2 separate regions of the Homo sapiens genome follow, and region 2 is linked to region 1. A link is a loop called in an ENCODE intact Hi-C map of the cell type or tissue named here. Cell type or tissue: K562. All regions are shown on one strand.

Region 1 (4,000 bases):
CTGCCTGATAATCCCATTGAGTTTAAGGGGGAAAAAAAGAAGAAAAAAAAGAACAGATTCTGGCCTTCGCTGAGTGATCCTGATGCAAGGGGTCTGGGATGCAGCCCAGGAACGTGCAGTTTTACAAGCACTCCAGGTGTGTGTTTGCTTGTAGAGACAGAGTCTCACTATGTTGTCTCACTCTGTTGCCCAGGCTGATCTTGAACTCCTAGTTTTGAGAGATCTTCCTGCTCTGTCTGGCCTCCCAATGTTCTAGGATTACAGGTGTGTGAGCCATGGTGCACAGCCGCCCAGGTGTTTTTGGTGGAGGTGGCTCAAGTCCCCACCAGAGACACACTGGTTTAGAGCCTGCTCAGGAGGAACAAAGACGTTGAAGCTGCAGCAGGTAAGTGCAGGGCGTTCCCTTCTCTTATATTCTGTTCTGAAGAAAGTGTGAGTGTGGGGTGGGAAGAGGGGTAAGGAGGTCAGGGGGTGCTGAAAGGGTCTCAGCAGAGAACTGTGCGAAAGGACCTAAGACTAGTGATTCCCAAGCAGGGACAACTTTGCTTCTTTGCTTCTCCAGGGGACATTTGGTAATTTTTCTTTTTTTTTTTCTTTTAAGAGACAAGGTCTTACTCTGTCTCCCAGGCTGGAGTGCAGTGGCACAATCATAGCTCACTGCAACCCCAAACACCTGGGCTCAAGCCATCCCTCCACCTAAGCCTCCTGGGTATCTAGAACTACGGGTGTGCCCCATTGCCGTGCCCAGGTTTTTTTTTTTTTTTTTCCGTAGAGACAGAGTCTTGCTATATTGCCCCGGCTGGTCTGAAACTCCTGTGCTCAAGCAATCCTCCCACTTTGGTCTCCCAATGTGCTGAGAATACAGATGTGGGCCACCATGCCTGGCTGACACTTGGCAATGTTTGAAGATATTTTATTGTCATAATTGGGAAAGGGAAGTGCTATGGTCTGAACGTGTCCGCCTCCAAAATTCATATGTTGAAATCCTAACGCCCAAAGTGATGGAAGGTGAGTGGAGCCCTCATGAATGGGTTTAGTGCCCTCATCAAAGAGTCCCCAGAGAAAGCTCTCACCCTCTCCCACTCTTTCCACCACGGACACAGTGAGAAGGCGGCGGTCTGCAGCCCAGAAGCAGGACCTCCCCAGAACCCAACCATGCCGCACCTGGATCCTGGACTTTTCAGCCTCCAGGAATGTGAGAAAGAAATATTTGCTGTTTCTTTTTTCTTTTTTCTTTTTTTTTTTTTTTGAGACAGAGTCTTACTCTGTCACCCAGGCTGGAGTACGGTGGCCCAATCTCGGCTCACTGCAAGCTCCGCCTCCCGGGTTCACGTCATTCTCCTGCCTCAGCCTCCCGAGTAGCTGGGACTACAGGCGCCCGCCACCACGCCCAGCTAATTTTTTGTATTTTTAGTAGAGACGGGGTTTCACCGTGTTAGCCAGGATGGTCTCTATTTCCTGACCTCGTGATCCTCCCGCCTCGGCCTCCCAAAGTGCTGGGATTACAGGCGTGAGCCACTGCGCCCGGCCAATAAATATTTGCTGTTTCTAAGCCACACAGTTCATGGTATTTTGTTATATAGCAGCTCAAACGGACTAAGACAAGGATTGTTTCTGGCATCAAGTGGGTAAAGGCCAGACATGCTGCCGAACATCCTCCAAAGCACAGGACAGCCTCCCTCTCCACACACAACGAAGAATTGTCTTGTCCGGAATGCCTAAAATGCAGAGGCCGGGAAGCCCAGAGCCAGCCCATTCCCCACCTCCACCATCTTCCCCTTGAACTAGTACTTGCCCTGCATCACATCTGCTGGGTAGCAGTGTTACACGCGAGCTGCTAAACCCGGTCATGTGGTTCACGTGGAAAGAGAAGCAAAGCCAGATGGGCTTTTGCAGAGTTCCCCTTCCCTTGCCTCCCGGTTGGGTCTGGGAACCTCCAGGAATCGTGTGTTATCCTTCCCGAGTGAATGGTGCCACCTAGTGGAAATAGAGTTAACAACACCAGCAGGAGCATTTCATACACCTGGAAACCTAAAAATTAGCTGGCTTTCCACTGTTGAGAAGATTCAATGCGGATCAACGAAAGCCACCCAAATGAGGAAGGCAGAGGCTATTTATTTAGCGTTTTCTATGGCCAGACAGTCAGCCACCATCACTTGCCTTTGGCAGAGAGTCAAATATAACTGGAGACTCAAATGCTAGTGGGAAAGGCTTCTATAGGTTTCAGGTGGGCTCTAATTGGAAGATGTTGGCAGGGGGAAAGTGCAGGCAGCAGCATCTTATGTGATGGGTTTGGAGAGGATTTTTGGCTTTCTTGGCTTGGTCCTGAGTTGGAAGTGTCAGTGAGAATTAGGGCAGCAGGCAGTCATTGAGCAAATCCTGACGTTCTGGGCCTATCGCCATAGAAGGTTGGCTTGGCTCCTGCCCCGGTTGCTGCAAAGGTTGTGGGTCACAGCCTCTGAATATGCAGAGTCAATGACCATATATGACACTAGACATAGAAATGCATAGTTATATATGGCCATTGTCCCTTTGCGTATTCAGTCTCTTAATTCATTCAACATTCTAAATATATCCATCCCTCCTGTTACTAATCCTGAAACGGATTGCATAAAGTTACCCATGTGAGCAGCAGGTTGACTCCAAGCCAGCATCTGTGATTTTCAATGGTTGCCCTTATAAACTTTGATTTAGGGTTCATATGTGATAGAACTGTTTTTGTTTTGTTTTGTTTTGTTTTTTACTGCCCATGTTGCCTTCATATGTATGACATAATTCTCCTAACTGACATGGGCCTCAGTAATAATCTCTCAACTTCACCTGTGTGGGAGCTGACTCTAGCTCTTTACAATGCTACACTTTCACCACTGCCACCACCATCACCAGTCATTTGGTGGTGGTGATGGTGGTGGATGGTAACAGTGGTGGTAATGATGGTGGTGATGGTTATGGTGGGCCTATTTCTGCAGAGATTGTAGGTCGCCACCATCACCGTCACCGTTACCACCACCACTATCATTATGATCACCACCACTTTTGTCACCACCACCACCAGTCACCACCAACACCGTCACCAGCACCACTGTCACCACCACCACCACTATCACCATCACCATTATCACCATCACCACCACCACCATTACCAATATCAATGCCACCACCATTGCCACTGTCACCACCATCACTGTCACATCATCACCATCACCACCGCCACTGTTACCATCACTACCACTATTACCACCACTACCACCAACATCAACAATACCACTACCATTACCAATATCAATGCCACCACCATTACTGTCACCACTATCATCACTGTCACCACCATCACTCACCACTATCATCCCCATCACCACCACTACCACTGTCACCACCACCACGACCACCACCATTATCATCACCACCACCAATATAACCACCGCCCCATTACCAACATCAATACCACCACCATCACCATTGTCACCGCCATCACCACCACCACTGTTACCACCCACTACCATTACCTTGACCACCACCACCACCATCTTCACCACCACCACCACCATATTCACCACTACCACTATCTACAAGGTCAATGGTTCTCAAAATGTTTTCCCCAAACCAACAGCATCAGCATCATATAGTAACTGTTAGAAATGCACATTCTTGGGCCTCACCCCAGACCTACAAAAGTCAGCAATGGGGTGGGGCCAGCGCTCCAACTAATTCTGATGGATGCTAAAGTTTGAGAGCCACCATTCTAGATAAATTTCTAGGATGCCCACAAGGGCCTTATTTTCAGTCAGACCTTCCACAATGTATCCTTTAAATTTGTGAAAATTTGCTTGTCTTATGAAGTAGTCAGAGAAACAAGACGACCTTTATCTAGGTAATATCGAGGCAGAAATTCAAGGAAAAATAAATCCACTGAGCTGGTGCACACCTTAAAATAATTATCCTCCTGTATTCACCCATACTTGTCTAGTCCCCTGCATCCCGCAACATTTCTTGGCGAGCC
Region 2 (4,000 bases), 330 kb before region 1:
GTATTGACATAAAGACAGACATACAGATCAATCTGATAAAATTGAGAGTCCAGAAATAAACCTTTACATTCATGGTCAATTGATATTAAACAAAGATGCCAAAACATTTCAATGGAGGTGAAAGTAATCTTTTCAACAAATGATGCTGGGCAACTGGATATTCACATGTAAAAAAATGAATGTGCCTCCTACTTCATACCATATGCAAAAAATAACACAAAATGGATCATACGCCTGAAAGTAAGGGCTAGAACTATGAAACTCTTAGAAGGAAACATAGGAATAAGTCTTTGTAACCCTGGATTAGGCCAAGATATCTGATATATGACACCAAACCCAAAAGTGACAAAAGGAAAAATAAACTGGACTTCATCAATATTATTTTTTTGTGTGTTTCAAAGGACACCAGTAAGAGGCCGGGCTCACGCCTGTAATCCCAGCACTTTGGGAGGCTGAGGCGGACGGATCACGAGGTCAGGAGATTGAGACCATCCTGGCTAACACGGTGAAACCTTATCTCTACTAAAAAAAAATACAAAAAATTAGCCAGGCGTGGTGGCCGGCGCCTGTAGTCCCAGCTACTCGGGAGGCTGAGGCAGGAGAATGGCGTGAACCCGGGAGGCGGAGCTTGCAGTGAGCCGAGATCGCGCCACTGCACTCCAGCCTGGGCGACAGAGCGAGACTTCGTCTCAAAAAAAAAAAAAAAAGGACACCGGTAAAAAAGTGAAAAGACAGTCCACAGAATGGAAGAAAATTTTGCAAATGCTACATCTGATAAGGGAGTTACATCCAAAACATTAATACATAAAGAACTCTTACAACTCAACAATAAAAGGACAAATAATCTAATTAAAAAATAAAAAAAGACGGCAAGGTACGGTGGCTCATGACTGTAATCCCAGCACTTCGGGAGGCCGAGGCGGGCAGATCACCTGAGGTCAGGAGTTCGAGTTCAGCCTGGCCAACATGGTAAAACCCCATCTCTACTAAAAATACAAAAAAAATTAGCCAGGCATGGTTGTGGTGCCTGTAATCCCAGCTACTCGAGAGGCTGAGGAACGAGAATCATTTGAACCTGGGAGGCAAAGGTTGCAATGAGCCAAGATCGCACCACTGCACTCCAGCCTGGGCAGCAGAGTGAGTCTCTGTCTCAAAAAAAAAAAAGAGCAAAGAAGGTATTTCACCAAAAAGATATTCCAATGGCCAATAAGCACATGAAAAGATGCTCAGCATCATTATCATTAGAGAAATGCAAATCAAAACCACAATAACACACCACTTCAAATTATTAGGATTATTAAAATTTTTAAAAGATAAGCAATAACAAGCGTCAGTGAAAACACAGAGAACCTGGAAGCTTCACAGACTGCCGATGGGATTGTAAAATGATGCAGCCACTTTGGAAAACAGTTTGATGGTTCCTCAAAATGTTAAACATAGAATCACCATGCGATGCAGCAATGCCCCAAAACTAGGTATTTACCCAGGAGAATTTAAAACACGTTCACATCAAAACTTGTACATGAATGCTCACAGAAGCAATATTCAAAATAGCCAAAAAGGGGAAACACAAATGTCCATCAACCGATGAATGAATGAACAAAATGTGGCATATCCACACAACGCAATATTATCCAGCCATAAAAAGGAATGAAGAGGCTGGGTGCAGTGGCTCATACCTGTAATCCCAGCACTTTGGGAGGCCGAGGTGGGTGGATCACCTGAGGTCAGGAGGTCAAGACCAGCCTGCCCAACATGGTGAAACCCTGTCTCTACTAAAAACACAAAAATTAGCCAGGCGTTGTGGGGCGTGTGCCTGTATCCCCAGCTACTTGGGAGGCTGAGGCAGGAGAATCGCTTGAACCCGGCAGGCGGAGGTTGCAGTGAGCAGATATCATGCCACTGCACTCCAGCCTGGGTGATAGAGCAAGACTCTATCTCAAAAAAAAAAAAAAAAGTACTGAAGAACAGATACATGCTGCAACCTAAACAAGCATTTGGCTCAATTGTACCCACAAGAGTTTAATTTATGGAGGTAACCAAGTGACTACACAGAGGTCCATGCCACTGAAAGAAGGCTTTTATGACCTACAGCCCCTGACAGGAGGGGAAGCCAGGCCATGTAGGGCCACATGGGGAAGCACCGATTTTGGACAGGAGGCAGAAGGGTGAGGGAAAAGCCAGGGCCAGAGACTTTATTGTGTTTTCTGCAGGAAAGGCAAGACAGGTCAGGGTTAAACAGTTGAGGACTGACTGCGTAAATAATTTTGCCAGGTTTTAGAGCACAGGGGCTGTCGGCTAGTTGCCTGGTGCCTGTCGCTGGGTTGATTAAGGGCAGGGGAAGATTAGCTTGGTGTGAGAGTTTGATAAAGAAGACCGCTGATTCGTTTGCAAATGAAAGGTGTTCTCCTGGGCCAGGCCTGGGCTTATCTCTAAGAACTGGCTCACTCTGGGAGGGGCAGTGTCTCCCAGTCAGCCAGGCCATGAATGACAAGACATCAAGATTATAGAAAATAAGAAAATATAGTTAATCCAGTAGGCCCGTGATGAATGAATGCCAAATAGACAAATACAGAATCGAAGAAAACACAGAATCACCTTGAAAACATTATGTAAGTAGAAGCAGCCTGTCACAAAAGACATTCTTCCATTCATTGCATCTTTCCATTCATATGCCATGTTTAGAGGAGGAAAATCCATCCACACAAAATGGAAAGCAGTATTTTCCAGAAGCAGGGGAGTGGGGAGAGTGGAGTGGACTGCTAATGGGTGGAGGGTTCCTTTTTGGGGTGATGAAAATGTCCTAAAGTTAGATAGTGGTGATGGTCACATAACTCTGCGAATAAACTAAAAAAAAAAAAAATGAATTTTACATTGTAAAGGGGTGGAGTTTCGAGTATGTGAATTACATAAAATAAAGACAAACAACCCGATGTCCATCAACTGATGACTGGATGCAAAAAATGTGGTATATCCATACAATGGAAATATTTTATGCAATAAAAAGAAATGAAATACTGATACATGCTTCAACACAGATGAACCTTGAAACGATGATGCTATGTGAAAGAAGCTAGTCACTAAAGGCCACATGCTGTTCAATTTCATTTAGAAGAAATGTCTGAAATCTATAGACACAGAAGTGTGATGGATGCCAGGGGTTAGGGGCGTGGAGGAAATGGAGAGTGAGTGCTAATGGGTATGGAGTTTCTTGGGGGGATGATGAAAATATTCTACGATTGATTGTGGTGATTCACAGCTCTGTGAATGTCTCCAAAACCTTTGTGCACTTTAAATGGATGACTTGTACGGCATGTATAAATTATATCTCAATAAAGTTGTTTTAAAAAAAAGATGAGAGTTGTTTAATACTATTAATTGCAAACAGTACATCCATAGAAGAAAAGTGCAGCCTCTGCTTACTAACAGGTCTCTGGTCTGTCTCAGATTTTATAGCTAGAGATGAGGATTCGTGCAGGATCTCACACTTAATCCAGCAAGTAAGAGAGTCACTCTCGGTGTCTAAGCAGCGGAATAACACCGCAAAAGTCCCGTTAACAAGACTATTCTAAGAGTTGAGCAGAGGGCAGAGTGAAGCGAGGCAAGGCTGGGAGCAGGAGCACCAGCGATGAGGCTGTTATCAGTCACCCAGGCACAGGATGGTGGCTCGGAAACAAAAATGAAAGATGAACTGGAAAAGTGAGGAGGAGAAAGAATCAGCAACACCTGGAGGCTGACTACATGAAAAGAGAAAGATGTGCCAAAAATGATCCTTGCGGCTGAGAGCCTGGGGGAATTGAAAGACTGGGCTGCCCCGATAGTTAAGGAGAAACCAGAAAGCGTGAGAATCATGGCCCAGTTGAGGGCCCGTGGTCCAGGAATCAGAACGACTCCATGAATGAGAATCCAGACATGGCTCGATTCCTAAGGTTCCTCAAAATCATTTCAAGCAGCTTACTGAACAAAGACCACTAGGAAAGTTATACTATTTCCTATACGA

What was found. Hi-C counts contacts between places; a loop is a spot of excess contacts. Peaks named below come from ENCODE experiments on the same cell type or tissue, not always from the same donor. Only the 100,000 strongest peaks of a DNase experiment are listed, where the experiment ranks them.
Region 2: a loop joins it to region 1, with 6 times the contacts of the local background. A loop is called at or near these places in 1 of 110 quality-filtered maps.

The regions. Positions count from the first base shown.
Region 1 is chr7:140,651,622-140,655,621 of GRCh38, forward strand. LOC105375535 (a long non-coding RNA gene) reads left to right here. Exons shown (of 6, transcript XR_928047.3): 3 at 194-385; 4 at 773-1,008; 5 at 3,968-4,000. Among named protein-coding and RNA genes, the nearest start is that of DENND2A, 13 kb to the left of the region's middle. In K562, a CTCF peak has its summit at 1,980 (motif pointing left); a DNase peak (open chromatin) is centred at 1,950; H3K27me3 peaks cover 3,108 bases.
Region 2 is chr7:140,320,625-140,324,624 of GRCh38, forward strand. No RefSeq gene overlaps it. Among named protein-coding and RNA genes, the nearest start is that of SLC37A3, 76 kb to the right of the region's middle. In K562, no CTCF peak of the experiment used is centred here; a DNase peak (open chromatin) is centred at 2,387.